Regions from separate parts of the Homo sapiens genome. Here region 1 is linked to region 2. The links are chromatin loops, found by intact Hi-C in ENCODE. Cell type or tissue: heart left ventricle. All regions are shown on one strand. Each heading gives the region's core, and the rest is flanking DNA. Links, peaks and the distances in the headings are about the cores only.

Region 1 (8,326 bases), core at 322-8,321, 79 kb after region 2:
AGGCGCCTGTATGGGCAGAGGGATGTCAATTGTGGTTCTGCAGCTACCTGAGAACCTTGAGATGAGCAGAAAAGAAACGTGTGAGAGGGACGACTCACAATGGTCATAATTTCCCATACAGAAAGGGTGAGAAGGCGGTTCAGAGGCCCATCCCTTGGGCCCGCCTTCCTGGCTCCATGGGCTATTCCCATCCCTTAGACTTCGCCTTCCCTGCCGTGGAACCCTGTGGAACACCTGGCTTACCCTCTCTGTGCCTCAGTTTCCTTATGTGAAATGAGGGAACTCACAGCGTGGCTGTGAGGACTGAACTAGTTAGTATGAGGGAAGAGCATTTAAAACAGCCCTTGGAACATGAAGAGTGCTCTCCAAGGGACATGGCTGGGCTCAACTGGGTTGGCCAGAGGAACAGGATCTAACCCAGAACTATCCTTGCAGAAGCCCAGGAGGAAGACTGCTTTGAGGCAGCAGAGTCAGGCAGCCTTGGGAAAATGCAGTATGGGGTGCTGGAAGAATCCCAGCTAGGGCCAGCTTAGCAGACCTGGATTCACTGGCCAAGCACACAGGGCTCCTCGCACCACCTCCTTCTCTCCCAGCTTCCCACTCTCCCTCCCCGCAGTACCTTTCCCCCATTTCCTGCCCCAGGAGCGTCAGGCCCATCCCCACACAGCCCTATCTCATCCTTTAATCGGCATGCAAGGTCCACCCTTTATGCCCATTCTGAACTGGAGAAATTGAGGCTTGAAGAAATGGAGGGATGGGACTGGCACAGCTGAATTCGGGAACCCAGGACTTTGGAATCTCAGAGTAGCTTGCAGAGAAGCAAAATGCCAATATGGCCCCGAGGGCAGCACAGGTGACTCTCAGCTCTCCTGGGCCTGCACTGGCTCTCAAGGCCCCTGAAAATGTCCTCCATTCCCTATTGAATCACAGACTGGGAAACCAACATGCCCCTCCCCAAGTTCACAGTCTCTGCTCCATCCCACCCACCAGAACCAGTGAATATGTCTAGTCTGACACCTAGGTGAAACCCTAATATACCTCTCCCATGTCTACAATTTTGGTCCTCCTGTTCGCCCTGCCTTGTCCATCCTCATTTGGTGGCAAGCGCCACCTCTCCGGGAAGCCTCCTCTGATTGCCTTATTGATTATCACCTTCTAGTCCCCTGGCCTCCAGATACCTGGGGACACTCCTTTCTTCAGCACTAACCACTCACCTGTTAGGATGTCCTAATGCGCAGACCAGGGTCTTCCTTGTATCACTCCACCCCCACCCTGCAGGTCAGGGCAAGGATGCTCAAAGGCTGCAGTGAACCATGGGCACATACACTCACACCCCTCCAGAAGCCATACTATTCAATAGCTAAGGCTTTGAGGTGGATTTTCTTGGATTCAAATCTCAGCTCTCTCACTCACTAGCTGTGTGACCTTGGGCTTGTTACCTAACCCCTCTGTGCCTCAGATTGCTCATCTGTTAATGGGAATAATGCTTCCAATGCCACAAGGTTGTGAGAATGAATGAGCTAACATATGTAAGCTCTTACCTTATGTATGGTATTGCTGTGTAAGTGTTGGTCATTGTTATTAATATTGTTATGTTATTATTACCAGGAGGCTACAGAGAAGTATTGCACACAATCTCTGTCCCCAAGAGGATGGGAGTCCAGACAGGAGCAGGAAATGGGGTTGACATTTCTAATCCTACCAGTTGCTCAAAACCACATTGGAAGTAGTTATCACCATCCCCACTTTACAGATAAGGAAACTGAGGCTCCCAAAGGTGTTGTGAGCTCCCCGAGGGCTCACAGCTCTGAGTCGCAGGGTTGGGATTGAGGGCCAGGTCATGCGGCTCCAAAGTCCACGCTCTTTCAACAGGCCCACGTTGCCTCTCAGTCTGGCAGGGAGATAAGCCGTGTACACAAATAGCTGCAATCCCAGGTAGAAAGTGATAAGTGCCAAACAGGGGCGATAAAGGCTCTGGGAGGGGAGGAGACTGCCCACTGCGGGAGGGGCTAGGGTGGGGGTCAGGACAGGCTTCACAGAGTGGGCAGCATCTCTGCGCAAGCTAAGACATGGGTCGCTGAATCCACAGTATCTAGCAGTGTCTGACATTGTCACAGGGGCCCAGGAAATATTTGTGAAAGAAAGAGAGGAAGGAAGGGAGGTGAAGAGGGAGAGAGAAAGGCAGAATGGGAGGGTGGCTATGCTCTGACCCCATTTGGCCCAGGAACTTGCTCCTCTCACAGGAAGACATAGTCAAGAGCTGCCACCAATTAGAGAAGGCCTTCATGGGGTCCCCATTGTCCTGTGACACCCCAGAGAAGTAGTTCAGGACTTTCAGGCCAGAGTTCCTGACAATCAGATGTTTTGCTCAATACCAGAAAGAACTTCCCAATGAGTAAAGCTAGACAAGACTTCTCTGCGGGGCAGGGGAAATGGTGTGTTGGAGCCTGTTCATATGGCTCACAAGGGCCGATTGTTAAATTTTCAGGAACTGCGCGAGCTGGTTGATGGAACCAACCAGCTGTGCCAGCTGGCTCTGGTCGGCAGCTTGAAACTGGCCATGGTGGGGGTATTTACACCGTAGACATCGGCAAATACTACAAACCAGGTTCTCCCCACTTTGGGGAGCCAGCTGTTAAACATTTACCAGCACACCACTGGCAGAGGTCTGCTATGTGAGGGAGCAAGCAGCCCGTCCCTGGAAGAGTACAAGCAAAGACAGTCTCCTCCTGGCAGGAACGAGGCTAAGGGGTTCTTTCTTAGTGAAGGGCTCAGAGCAAATGATCTCAGAAGCCCTGTTCTGGCTCTAAGAGCCTAGGAAAAGTCGGGTTTAAGAAAAAAAACTAAATCAGGATAATTCATGCCGGGAAATCATGAACCACTAGACCCAGAGACTGGGAGTAGGGAAGAGACCTGAGAAAATGTGTGAGGGGCCACATGCTTGGATTTCTCAGGTGGAAAACTCGGTCCAAGGTGACATGGAGAGTCAGGGGCAATGCTAGGACTAGAACTTATGTCTCTGGCTGCCCATCTCACGGTTCCTTCTAGGACATATGGGCTGGGCAACTAGGAAGAGGGGGATCTTTCTGCACGAAGTCTGGTGTCTGTCTCAGAATATAAGCTCTGCAGCAGTGTGGACCAAATCTGTTTTGTTCACTGTTGGAGATCTGGCATACAGCAAGTATTTAATAAATATTCCTTAAAGGAATCGATGTGTCTGAGATCCTGTCTCCTGGCAGCATTTGGTCGGGTGGAGGTGGTGGGGGCTGGGAATGTCATCCTCTGACACCGTCACTTCCTGAGTCCCCACTGCAGCTTAGTGACATGGAATCAAGAGACCAGGGTTCAAATCCCAACTCTGTCACCTCCTTTGACCTTGGCCAAACCATTATGCCTCCTGAACCCTTAGTTTATTCTTCTACGAAGTGGGTTAGCAATCCCTGCCTGCCTCTTGAGGCTGCTGTGGCACTTGCGTGAGACGTCAAGTACTTTTTACAAACTAAAGAGCTGTGTCCACAGGAGGAAGGGGGTGCCAGGAGAGCTGGCTGTGGTGGCAGTGCCAACCCAAGGGTCCCTGGTGGACACTGGACAGTGGCCAGGATGCTGCTCTCTTAGAACTGCTGCTTGGGGTAATCTGGGTCAAACTAGCCAATAGCCTGTGGAGAGGAGGTCTGAGTACCAGACAGCTCACGAAAGGGGCAGGAAGCAGAGGATGAAATGAAGATGGTAAGGGAGAGTTGGAGAAGTCCTTTTTCCTCCTAAGACCAAAGGCAGAAGGCAAACTAGCAACTTAAAAAACTGTTTTTGTCTCTGTAGAGCTGTTCATCATGTTCCCCTTTCCCCCACAAGACCTTCACTATTGCAAGAGGCCTTAATGTGTGAGCTGAGGACTGGCACCTGCCAAGTCAGGTGGGGGTGGGGTGGAAAATCCTCATATGTCCTAGAATCAGACAAGTGTTTCAAACGATTTTGGAAGAGGGATTTGTGTCGCTCTCCCAGACAAGCATCCCAAGTCCCCTCCTGGTAGGGTGGGAGGACAGGCTGGCGGGGAGGGAGGCCCAGCGCACCCCAGGCTGTGAGTGGATGAAGAAGGAAAGCAGGGGGTGGGGGTGCTCCTCCAACCCTCCCCCAAGTGCCATCTGATTTTTGCAAAGAGGGTGAAGGCAGCAGGAGGCTCAGAGCCAGGGCCAGGGAGGCAGGTGGAGAGGGTGTCCGTGGAGGGGCTGCACCGTCAGCCTGGGCCCCCAGTGGAAAGCAAAATAGAAAGGCCCTGTGTCAGCAGCCAGGCCCCTGGGCAGCCGGGCTCTCGGCTCCATTCTGTTCAGTGGGATTCTGGTTGGCACCAGCTGCAGTCAGGAACAATGCCTGGATTTCTTTCTTTCTTTCTTTCTTTTTTCCATTTTAATAGAGGGGGGAGAAGGACCAGAGCCACTCATTGAACAGCTCAGAATTGTGGAGGCATCTGGGACCGTGTGTCCTTGAAAACAGCACAGTCGCAGGGGCCCCACAGCTGGCTGCAAGGTGCAAGAAGGCATGATACACTGGGAGCTCCAGGTCCCAGCCCTGCTGCTGTCTCATACTTGCTTGCTGTGTGACCTTAGGCAGGTCCATGCCCCACTCTGGCTTCCCCACAGCCCCACCAGAGCTTGCCTTCCAGGACCCACTCAATGCCAACTCTTCTTCTTCCCCGAACTCTTAGAATGGCATTGGGTGGCCGGGTGCGGTGGCTCATGCCTATAATCCCAGCACTTTGGGGGGCCAAGGCGGGTGGATAATGAGGTCAGGAGATGCAGACCATCCTGGTTAACATGGTGAAACCCCATCTCTACTAAAAACACAAAAAATTAGCCGGGTATGGTGGCATAGTCCCAGCTACTCGGGAGGCTGAGGCAGGAGAATGGTGTGAACCTGGGAGGCGGAGCTTGCAGTGAGCCGAGATCTCACCACTGCACACTCCAGCCTGGGCGACAGAGCAAAACTCTGTCTCAAGAAAAAAAAAAAAAAAAAAGAATGGCATTTGGTGTGGGCAGTCCTTCCTGAGAGACTGTGAGCCCCCAGAGGGCTGGTTCTGGTCATCCTCCATCCTGTGGGCCTCTATACCTCCCCTGCTCCGGATGGCCTGTCAGCCCCCAAGGCCTTGCACTGGGTGATGGGATGTAGCAGTGAGCCATCCTATGACCTGCAGCCTTGACAGAAGAGGGCCATGTAACACAATACCTCCCTAGCCTGTGAGGTGTCATACTAGGAAATGAAACTCCCTGTGCCTCAGTTTCCTCATCTGTAAAATGAGAATACTAATAGCTCAGAGGATGGGAGGAGTTCATGTGTATGAGCTACTCAATGCCTGGAACATAGCAGGAACTTCACAAGTAATTCCTATGGTTATGCTGATGTTGGAGGCTGGGAGAGCAGCATATGGGGGTTAAGACAAGGAAGACGGCACATCTGGTGGAGGTATCAGGGTAGGCTTCCAAGCAAGTGGTTGCAGATGTGGCCTTGGTGACTGGGAGGGGTGTGTCCCAGGAGGTAGGAAGAGCATGAGCAATGGCACAGAGGTAAGAGTATGTACATAATGCTGGCAATTCTGGAAGTCACCCTGCATGGCCACAGGATGAGGTGAGGGCAAGGAAGCATGAGTCTTGAGGCTGGAGGACTGCACAGCCAGAAGGAGGAGAGATGCTGAGGATCTGAGACCTTCCCCCACCCCTCTCGGGGTGCAGGAGCTATCAGGAAGGAAGTGGGAGGCATGGTCCTCCTCAGGTCGCTTGTCCCAGACTTCCTCATCAGTGCCGCATGTACTTGCTCCTCTGGAGGGGCCCTGACGCAGGTGAGGGGACACTGCATGAGGAGATGTGGCTCTTGCACCCCCTCTTGTCCCCCCACCGAGTTGCTGGGACTACAGGCATGTGCCACCATGCCTGGCTGAGACCTGGCTCTTGTTCCAGCTCTGGTGCTTCCCAGTGGTGCAGTCAGGGAAAGCCATCACCTCCTTTTGGGGCTCAGCTTAGTCACCCACAAAAGGGCTGTTGTGAGGCTCAGAGGGTGAGAGGTGCCTCATGAAGGGAGGCGTTAGGGTCATTACCTATTCACAGTCCTAGATAGTCACAGTTCTGAGCAGCTCCCTCCAGGTATTTTCTTGTCCCTACTCCACTAAATGGCCCCCTCTGAAAGCCCTCCCTAAAGCAGGGCCGCCCTCAAACTCTAAAGTGAACTGTAGCTCAGTCCAAGGGTTAAAGGCTCAGACCTACAGAATCTTAGGACAATCAGAGGCAAAAGTGCTGGTGGATATCCCACACTCTCTCACTTGGCAGATGGGGAACAGGCACAGGGAGAGTTTGTGATGTGCTCAGGCCACACAGCAAGTCAGGCAATGGCGGGCTGGGCACATAGGTGTCCCGGCTCCTGAGGCAGGCTCCCAGCCTATTCTCTTGTGACTCCCATCTGAAGAAGGGGTTGGTGGTTGAACTGGGTCTCGAACCATAGGGCAGAACTCCATGGTAGAAAGTGAGAAGACGGCTGGCTTGAGGGAAGGACATTGGAGAGTCAAGCCTTGGAGGATGGGAAGGTGTGGGCTCAGAGAATGGAGGGGCCATCTGATTGGAAATGAGGGGGAGGCAGAGCAGGGGAGCCTAATTCGCTGAAGGACATAGATCTTCCCTGCTTGACCCAACCACTCACCTCTTAGAGGCACAGGGCTCAGAGCTGGGCAGGGCCCAAATGCTTCCTGTATCCACCAAGGGGTGAACTCTAAATGTAATCTCCATTACCTCACTGCCATGGGAGGCACCCTGGTCATTCCCTGGCAAGTGGGTGAGAGTCTTTACTTCACCCCAAAGTACCTGGTAGGTTACCTTATCTGCACCATAACCTGGCAGTGAGATGAGGGCAAGTCCCTATTCTCAACCTCAAGGCCCAGCCCAACCTGGAGCCCAATCTCGGCTCCACCCACTTAGCAGCTCTGAGATCTTTATTGTTTTGTTTCGTTTTTATGAGACAGGGTCATGCCCTGTTGCCCAGTCTGGAGTGCAGTGGCACAATCATGGCTCACTACAGCCTCAGCCTCCCAGGATCAAGTGATCCTCCGACCTCAGCTTCCCAAATAGCTGGGACTACAGGTATGTGCCACCATGCCTGGTTAATTTTTGTATTTTTTGTAGAGGCAAGGTCTTGCTATGTTGCCCAGGCTGGTCTCGAACTCCTGAGCTCAAGTGATCTACCCTGCCTTGGCCTCCTAAAGTGCACAGATTACAGGCATGAGCCACCATGCTCAGCCAGCTATGAGATCTTGAGCAGGTCACTTAACCTCTCTGAGCCTCTTCCCTTAGCAGGGAATGACACCTGGCTTGTGGAGAGAATACAACGAATGTTTCCAAAGTGCGTGGCATACAGTAAGTACTCAATGAATGAGATTTTCTTCCCACCTCTCTAGTCTCAATTTTAGATGTTCCCTGGCTCCCTTAAGTTCCAGAAGTGAGAGGTGGAGAGTGGGGACAGAGAAGGCAGCTCCTGGACAGGTGGGAATCCCCACTGTGTACCCGCCCCCATCCCAGCCCAGCCTAGGAGGCCATACTCGCCGCACCCTACACAAGTCCTTTGCTTCCCTCAGGGACCTCAAGCCTCCCACCCCCACCATCCTGCTGGCCTCCAGATTTTCTGCCTCCTGAAACCTGGGCCCAGGCCCCAGCAATGGTCCTCTCCCCAATCTGCTGGTGGCTCCCACAGGACAGGGAAATTAACAGCACTTGAGTGTGCTCTGAAGGTTGGTACAACCTGGCGGCCCCACACTGCCCATGCCCTCCTAGTGGAGCCAGGTGACTTCTGGGCCTGCAGGGGCTGAGCAGGATGCATCTTCCAGCTCTGGGCCACGAGGAAGTGATGGCACTGTCCTCTCTTGTCTCACCAGCAGATCTCCAGGCCCAGTGAGGCTGAGACTTTGGGGGTGAGGTTGTTGGACACACAGTTCCCAGTGAGTCCTGATGGCACCATGGACCTTACAGGGGCTCAGAGGGGGAAAGCAGCTTGCTTGGGGCTACACAGTCTATGGATGAACAGAGCCAGGGCTGAGGGGACAACAGGAAACTCTGTTCATGGGGGCCCGAGTTCCCATCCTGACCAATCTTGGGCAAGTCATTCACAGTTGAGTTTCCTCTGAAAGGGGGATGGTAGCGGCACCTAACTTAAGACAATGTGACAGTTCAATCAGGGAACTGAATTCTCAATACCTAGGAGGACCCACCACAGTACTCACCACATAGTAGACAGTAAATAAGTCATAGCTTCTTCCAAGACCCCAGAGGTATCCAATCTACCCCATTACCTCCCTGGA
Region 2 (8,326 bases), core at 246-8,245:
CACACTGCTGCCAGGGTCACCACTTAAAATGCAAATCCAAACAAGCCGCTCTCCAGCTTTAGAACCTGTAAGATGAAATCAAACTGCTAAGGGTGGCCCACCGGCAGACCCAGTGCCCCACTGAGCCTCCAGAATCCTCTCCCTCCACCCTGGGCTGGGGTGTGTGTTATCACAGCACAAGGCAATAATCACTTCACACAGCTTCATGCCTCCCTGGTTTTGTTCACGCTGTTTCATCTGCTGACAGCACTCTGCCCCATTTTCAGTCTGCTTAATTCTCTCGTCTTTCAAGACTGATCTCAGGCGCCTCCTCTTCCAGAAAGCCTCCACTGACTACCCCTCCTCCCACCTGAGGCTGATGCTGTGCTAGGGGATAAGATCATTCTGTTCAAAGTACTTGTTTAGGCCAGTGCGGTGGCTCACGCCTGTAATCCCAGCACTTTGGGAGGCTGAGGCAGGTGGATCACCTGAGGTCAGGAATTCAAGACCAGCCTGGCCAACATGGTGAAACCGCATCTCTACTAAAAATACAAAAAATTAGCCTGTAATCCCAGCTACTCAGGAGGCTGAGGCAGGAGAATTGCTTGAACCCAGGAGGTGGAGGTTGCAGTGAGCCGAGATCCTGCCACTGCACTCCAGCCTGGGAAACAAGAGCGAAACTCCATCTCAAAAAAAAAAAAAAAAAACAGTGCTTGTCGAGATGGGTGTCTTCTCCATAAAGTGTAGGATTCTGTTTTGATATCCATACCCTCAACACCCAGAACTGACTAGGTGCTCAGGAGAAATAGGTGGAGGTAAGAAAGATGCCTGGCACTCAGTGGATACCCAGCTCATGCCCAGCTATCCTCTCCAGCCGTGCTCCAAGCGGAGCCTAAGGGTGGCTCCTCCTTCCATACTTAGGAAATCTTGAAAGTATTGGCCGGGCACAGTGGCTCACGATTGTAATCCCAGCACTCTGGGAGGCTGAGCTGGGTAGATCACCTGAGATCAGGAGTTCAAGACAAGCCTGGCCAACATGGTGAAACCCCATCTCTACTAAAAATACAAAAATTACCCAGGCATGGTGGCACACGCCTGTAATCCCAGATACTCAGGAGGCTGAGGCAGGAGAATTGCTTGAACTCAGGAGGTGAAGGTTGCAGCGAGCCAAAATCGGGCCACTGCGCTCCAGCCTGGGCAACAGAGCAAGACTCCATCTCAAAAAAAAAAAAAGTATTGTGTTGCCTTCCACCCTTTCCAGCGGATGGGTGGCTGAACTGGGCACACCATACAGCATTTAAAATGAGCAGTGTACAATTTTTGGCCAAATCTAAGCCAGATCTTCCCCAGCAGCTCTGTCCCAGCTTTGCATCGGTGTCTGTCACTGAAGCTCCCTTTCTTCCAGCTCTATCTCAACTCCAGCACCTCCCCTCCAAGCTCTCCCTGACTCAGTTTAGTCCCCATACATAGAACCAAGCTGGGGCCGGGAAAAAATGCACCCACCAGGAAGCAAGAAGCACGGTTCTACTCCCGGTTCTGCCATTGACCCCCAGTGTGATCTGAGTTGATGCATCCCACATGGGGCCTCAGTTTCTCCCTTATACTTATAGAGTTATAAGTATCCCCCTTATTCTTACAGAGTTAAGAATAGAACCAGAGTACCCTTTGGGACTTTAAGATCTACATAGAGAATTCCTGGAGGCTATGAATGAGGGTGCAGCCTCGACGTCACCAAGGCGCTCGTGAGATGATTGTGCCCCCATCCATAGGGACCCCATAGACACAGCCTCCTCTCTGCTCTCTATGCATTTTGCTTTTCACCTCCAGCCACAAGGCAACTCTGGTTGTTAAAAATAAAAACAGCCCAGAGCCGCCAGATCCAGGGATGACAACTCTTCTAAACCAAGGGAGGGGGTGCTGTTTTTGTTACAGTCACTGAGCTTGACTCTAATCCAGGAAAATCAAATCGAGACATGACTTGGCCCCTCCGAGCTGGTTTGACCCCAGAGATGTGGGTCAATCCTTGCTGTGGTGGCATCTGAGTATTTCATGCCAACATCACAGAGCAAGAGACAGGAGCACGGTTTATGCGTACTGGGACAGTCAGTGAGATTCGGTGAAGGACATGAGGTACCTAGGCAGCACTGGGCTTCAGGCTGGCACCGGGGAAGGACAGACAGGAGGCAACCCCCTCCTTGGTCAGCCCCAAGAGCATCAGCTGTGCCCCGAGTCGGGGGACTCAGAACATTTAGAGAAAACTCCACAGAGGAGGCAAAATTTGAAAAAAGGGAGAGGAGCTACGACGGCATCAAGAAGGGGCAAGGCATGCCTTTGACCGTGTCACTCCTGCAAAAAGCCTTCCTTGGCTCCCCGCTGTCAAGTGGATGAAGTCCAGACTCCTCAGCTGGCAGGCAAAGGCCTTCCCATGCTGACCCCAGGGTGACCTCTTCCCTCCAGCATCCCTGGGCTCCCCATTCTGTCTCACCCTTCCTCACACACCCTGGGTGTCAGCCTGGGTGGCCACATATGCCAGGCTCTGTTGCTCTCCAGTGGCTTTGCACATGCCATCTGCAGAGAATGAAACGCCCTTCCCACCGCTCGCTGCCCCATCTTGACTTCATCTTCATGGAAAATCCCTTCGTGCTCTTTCAGTCCCACCTCCAGTGACCCTTCTCCACGGAACCTGCCTCAACTCACCCAGCTGGAGTTGAACCATTTGTCCTCCGCTTCTGCAGAGCAGCCCTTTATGTTCAGACAAACAAACAAATAAACAAAGATGTGCTCCACCAGACAAAAATAATCCCTATCCACTAAGAAACATGTTGCTGCCCAGCTTTCGCAATTGCTGTCTCACTTGATTCTCACACTCTGTGGGGTAGGAAGGAAAAGAGTAGCATTGGCTACAGTTCATGATGAGGCACCTGAGGCTCAGAAACCTCGGGGCACTCAGTCATGGTCACTCAGTCACTTGCTAGCATTGAAGAGATCGGCTCTAGATTCTTGACTCTAGAAGGGAAGACACCCAGTTCTGACTTGGTTTGCCCATCTGTCTACCGTACCTCCCTGTCTTCTCAAGGGAACCCCTCATTCCTTGAAGGGGGGGGCCTCATCCAAATCACATGGTGTCCCCTAGAGCACCTAGCTCAGTGCTCAGCACACAGTAGGTCTGATGGTTTCCCAACAAAGAAGTGGAGTCTGAGCAGTGCTGGGGGAGAGGATGTGCAGAGGGAAGGTTCCTGCCAACCAGGGTGGTGTGTCTGGGTCAAGAGGAAGAAAAGGTGATGGGCAGACTGGGGTAGGCAGGGTGAGGCCAACCAGGCCATTCAGGCTGATGCATGGGCAATGGGGAGCCATAGGAGGTTGTAGAGAAAGGCCTGCTTCAAAGGGACTCCAAGCCAGAGCCCCAAGGGAAGAGGTGTGGCCATAAGAGGGACTTCCCAACCCAGGCCAGAACCCCACACTTCCCCTAGCTCAGAGGTGGCTGCGGCTCTGCATGCAGACTTAGGAGGACAGCTTCCTCTCCAGGTGAGAGACGTCAGACACAGCTATTGTGAGGGTCTGGGGAGAGACAGGACAGAAGCAGCAGACCCTGGAGTAGCAGCCTGAATGCACCTCTCCCGGGGGCTTCCCAGGGTTAGAAAAGGCCTGGCTCTCCAGGAGGCTGGGAACAGAAGAGAGAGTGGAGAGTGCCAGGAGTCCCCCAGCCCCAGGCCCTGCAGGAGGGAGGAGAGCTCTCTGCCACCTCAGCCCAGCCCTGCTCCGGGGAGCGCTCCACACACCACCAGCAGACAAGTCTCCAGACAGTGCTCGTGTGTCAGCATTTCTGAAGATGTGGAGGAGAAGTCTGTGGATTTAATGGGACAGCAGTCTGCAAGGAGAACCAACAGGATGGGATGGGGAAGGAGATGCCTCCGCAGGGCAGATGGACAGCAGCCTGGGCACCCAGCCACAGCCATGCAGGGAGCTCTCAGCAGGCCACATTCCTCACATGCTGCAGGGAGGTGGCGCGTCAGGGCAGAGAGGGCTGCACTTGCCTGTCCCGGTCACTAGCACCACATATAGAGTGTGGCTCCTGAGAGGGGGCCCAGGCACAGCCACAGCCAAGAAACTTGCCAAGGGAACATGCTCCAGTTCCCACATGGACCCACATGGACTCTCCACGGCCAGTGGCACAGTCTGCCCCCTGCCTGGGCTTCCCGGACCCTACACATTTGACCCCAGGGCCCCTCACCCCATCATCTCTCAGGCTTCCTAGATGTCTTCCTAGATCTCCACCTCTAGCCCTTACACAGATCATTTCCCCAACTTGGACCAGGTGGCCAGGTGAAATACTGGGTGCTCAGTTAGCTTTGGATTTTAGGTTAACAATGAGTGTTTAGTATAAGTATGTCCCATACAACACGGGAGATACTATACTACAAATGTATTCATTCTTTACCCGAAATTCACCGGGGCATCCTGTATTTTTATTTTCCTAAATCTGGTAACTCCAATGTCAATGCCCCAATCCCTCAACGCCGCCTTTAGTGACAGGCATTCTTCCTTCCATCTAGAGGGTAGGCCCTGTTGGCTTTGCCTTCTGAGGGCCTCTGTCTTCCATTCTGTTCCAGTTTCTCTGTTGCTGTATACTAAACTACTCTACAACTTAGTGACTGATAATGAAAACGATTTTATTCTATCTTGAGATTTGTGTTGATCAGGAATTCACACAGGGTTCAGCCGGGTAAATCTTCCAGTCCCTATGGCGTGCATGGGTGCTACTCAAGTACTATTCAGCTGGTGGATGGGCCCTTCTGAAAGCCCTGTGTTGGCTTCACTCGCATGTCTGGCATCATGATGGGGACGCCTGGAAGGCAGAGCTCCACTGAAACTGTCCTCCAGAGCACCTGTCACGTGGCAGCCTTGGGGTAACTGGATTCCATGGGGGCTCAAGGCTTCCACATGGAGTGTTCCAAGGATCCCAAGCAACCTGTGTGCTTTCTTATGACTCAGCCTTGGAAGTCCCAAACATCACTTCTGCCACATTCTATTTACTGATCAAGCAGTTCAATGCAAGGGCCAAAAATTAGACTCTATTTCTTGATAGGAGGAGCAGCAACGATGTGCAGCCATTTCTGATCTATCACACGTCGCCTCCTCTCCATCCCCTCCACACCGCCCAGGCTCAGACACTCATCTCTGGCCTGTGCGCTTTCCAGCCTCCTTCTGACCTGTTTCCTCACCTCTGCCTTCTGATCCATCCTCCACTTCAGCTACTATGAACTCATTTTTCCTAAGATCCTGGATTGACTATGTTGCTTACTGCTTGATCATTTTCATTGGATCCTTCCTAGACTCTAAGCTCCACAGGGACAGGGAACAAGACCTTTATTTTTTCACTGAGGTGTGCCCAGTACCTAGCACAGTCTAATATATAGTAAGTGCTGAGTAAATATTAGTGGAATAAATACCTGAAGGAATGAGCTGTGGGATAATGTCCAAACTCCATAGCCTGATATTCACACATTTTGGTAATATACCGCCTCATCTTGTCACCTTGAATGTAGCCCTATCATACTTTCCAACATTCCTTAAACGTGTTTCTTCCCTCAATGGCTTCTCATGGTCTGTTCTCTCAGCACATGCTGCTCGTCCTCTCTTACCTACCTTATGAACTCCTATGCATTCTTCACAGCCCTGCTCAAGTATCACTCTCTCTCTGAAGCACCAGTTCCCACAGCTTTTTTCCATGTCAATCAACAATACATTTGTCTCAAATGTAAATTCCACCTGAGATCTAGCTCCCCAAACACATAGTATGGGTAAACGGCTTCCTGAGATCAGGGGCAGCCTGCTAAGTAAGTCAGGCACTTTAATAAACATTCATGGAGGACAACTAAATGCCTCTCCCTTCTCTCAGCCTGAGCAGCATCTCCCAAGGACGTGTTATGGCCTCATTTCTCACAGCAAACCTTTCCTGACCACCACTTCCCACAAATATGCACCATGCTTTATTGGGCCCTAATTTCCCACTGCAGTTAGCCCACACTCATTAGACACTAACTGTATACTGACAGACACCACTCATCCTTCTGATAATTCAGCTAAGATTCCCTGGGAACCTCCAGTAAGTAGGACCTGCACCAGGTACTAGAGACTTGGGGACTTTTGCCCTGCTGCCTGGAGTTCACAGTCTGCTGGGTAGACAACAAGTAAACAAGCAATGGCAATAGAGATCCTGGGGGTGCATATGAGGGATGGCTCTCAGGAGGGACCCTCCATGCCATCATGGGCTGGGGAGGTTGCCAGGGAACTGAGGTCTAAATTTGTACAAAGGAAAGATAGAGGGAACATGGGCAAAGGTCTGGAGGGAAGAACTCATTTCAGGAAACAATTAAAGATCATTTGGGCTGGAACATAGAAAGCAGGGATGGGGAAGGGGGGTTAAGGCAAGAGAGGAAATCAAAAGCCAGGTTGTTAAGGGCCTTCCACATTCAATAAGACACTGGGGCTTCCAGGCAGAGGCCCATAATGCTAATTAATAAGAGTAGCAGCTGGGTGGGGTGCAGTGGCTCATGCCTGTAATCCCAGCACTTTGGGAAGCCGAGGCAGGCAGATCACCTGAAGTCAGGAGTTGGAGACCAGCCTGGCCAACATGGTGAAACCCCGTCTCTACTGAAAATACAAAAAGTAGCCAGGCATGGTGGTGGGCACCTGTAATCCCAGCTACTCGGGAGGCTGAGGCAGGAGAATCACTTGAACCCAGGAGGCGGAGGTTGCAGTGAGCCAAGACTGTGCCATTACACTCCAGCCTGGGCGACACAGCAAGACTCTGCCTCAAATAAATAAATAAGAGTAGCAGCTGACCTCTATTGCCCCGGTGCTGTGTGCCAGGTTGCTTACCTCCATTCAATCTTCCCGGGTGCACTTTGAGATGGATATGGTGATGACCACACCTCGTTTCCATAAGAAGCAGCACTGACTCAAAGCTACCCTACACTTCACCTCAGGTGGCACACCTAGTAAGAAAGAGCTGAGTTTCAGCCCAGGCTGCCTGACACCAGATCCTGTATCCACAACTGCCCATTTACTGAGAAGGGAGCTCAATGGATGGGGACAGAGTCCCATTAGCACTTTCATGGCCTTTCATCTGGGCAGGACACGGTGCCCTTATCGTGAGAGTCAGAAGGGCTCTGAGAAGCCCTGAGTTCTTGTGCCATGTTGGGTTACCCATCCCTAAAATCAGAAGGCTGGAGGACTTCAGTTGATGCCAGGATGGGGATGAGCTGCTCCAAGTCTTCCCTCCACTTCAGCCTGCAGCTCCCAGAGAGCCATGCCCAGGCCTGCCTTTCCCCTGGGCTCCCCCTAGGACGCCGAGGATAGGGCCAGGGTCCCTGCAGGGCCTCAAGGGCACTAGGACTGATTCCACTTCATGACACCAAATTCAAAGAACCCAGCCTCCACTGTCATAGGGCTCCTCTTAGCAAGCAGGTGCCCCTCTCCCCAACAAATACCCTCTGGAGTTCAGGTAGGGGAGAAGGGACAAGGCTACTCAGAGACACCACTGTGCTGGCGCCCAGAATGGCCATGGGGTGAGCCCAGTGATGGTGGCACACGGCAAACCCTGCTGTATTGGGACCAAGCCCAGGTTCCCTAGTCTGGCCTCTCTAAGAAAGAGTTCCAAAGGGGAGAGGGGCTGGCCCAGGTCACACAGCAGGTCAGTGGTGGGTTGGCCCCTGGCCCAGCCAGCAGTCCCCTTTGTTATCAATCACTAATGCTGTGCCTGAGAGGCTGACTATGGTCATCTGGTCAGCTGGTCATCATCCGAGGTGCTACCATTACCACCACAGCCATTCAGAGAGAAAGAGTGAGCAGCCCGGTGTCTCAGTGTCTGCAAGGCACTCTGCTGAAGGCTCCAGGCTGCCCTTGATAAATGGGCATGGCTCAAAGCCTCTCAGCTGTCTGGGGACAGCCTCAGAATGGTGAAGGTGGAGGGAAGAAAGGCGTGCAGCCAGACGGGTCTGGGTTCAATTCCTACACTGCATTCCTAGCTGGGACCTGGAATTTCAGAATGGGAATTCAGAGAGGAAGTTCCAAATTCTTGCTTATCTCAGTCATTGTGATAATGGCCTGGTGGTTATGGAAGACGATGTTCCTATGTCAGAGACACACATTGAAGTGTATGAAGGTGACATGTCATGAAGACTCAAGCTTACTCTTATCCCAGAGCTGCCCAAATGCTATTGCATACATGGATCTCATGGGAACTCTATTAAAAGGCAGATTCTGATTCAAAGGGACTGGGGTGGGGCCTGAGATTCTGCATTTCTAACGAATTCCTGGCTAAGCCCATGCGGCTGGTCCACAG

The links. A loop is a pair of places that touch in the nucleus more often than their neighbours do. Peaks named below come from ENCODE experiments on the same cell type or tissue, not always from the same donor. Only the 100,000 strongest peaks of a DNase experiment are listed, where the experiment ranks them.
Region 1: a loop joins it to region 2, with 2.6 times the contacts of the local background. A loop is called at or near these places in 90 of 110 quality-filtered maps.

What each region holds. Positions count from the first base shown.
Region 1 is chr10:79,057,499-79,065,824 of GRCh38, forward strand. It overlaps ZMIZ1-AS1 (ZMIZ1 antisense RNA 1), which reads right to left. Exons shown (of 10, transcript NR_024431.2): 3 at 8,249-8,321. Among named protein-coding and RNA genes, the nearest start is that of ZMIZ1-AS1, 5.8 kb to the right of the region's middle. In heart left ventricle, for the core only: no CTCF peak of the experiment used is centred there; no DNase peak of the experiment used is centred there.
Region 2 is chr10:78,978,155-78,986,480 of GRCh38, forward strand. The region is part of intron 5 of ZMIZ1-AS1 (ZMIZ1 antisense RNA 1); the gene reads right to left. Among named protein-coding and RNA genes, the nearest start is that of ZMIZ1-AS1, 85 kb to the right of the region's middle. RefSeq lists enhancers at 1,867-2,367, 2,368-2,868, 3,348-3,427 and a silencer at 4,107-4,298. In heart left ventricle, for the core only: no CTCF peak of the experiment used is centred there; a DNase peak (open chromatin) is centred at 3,957.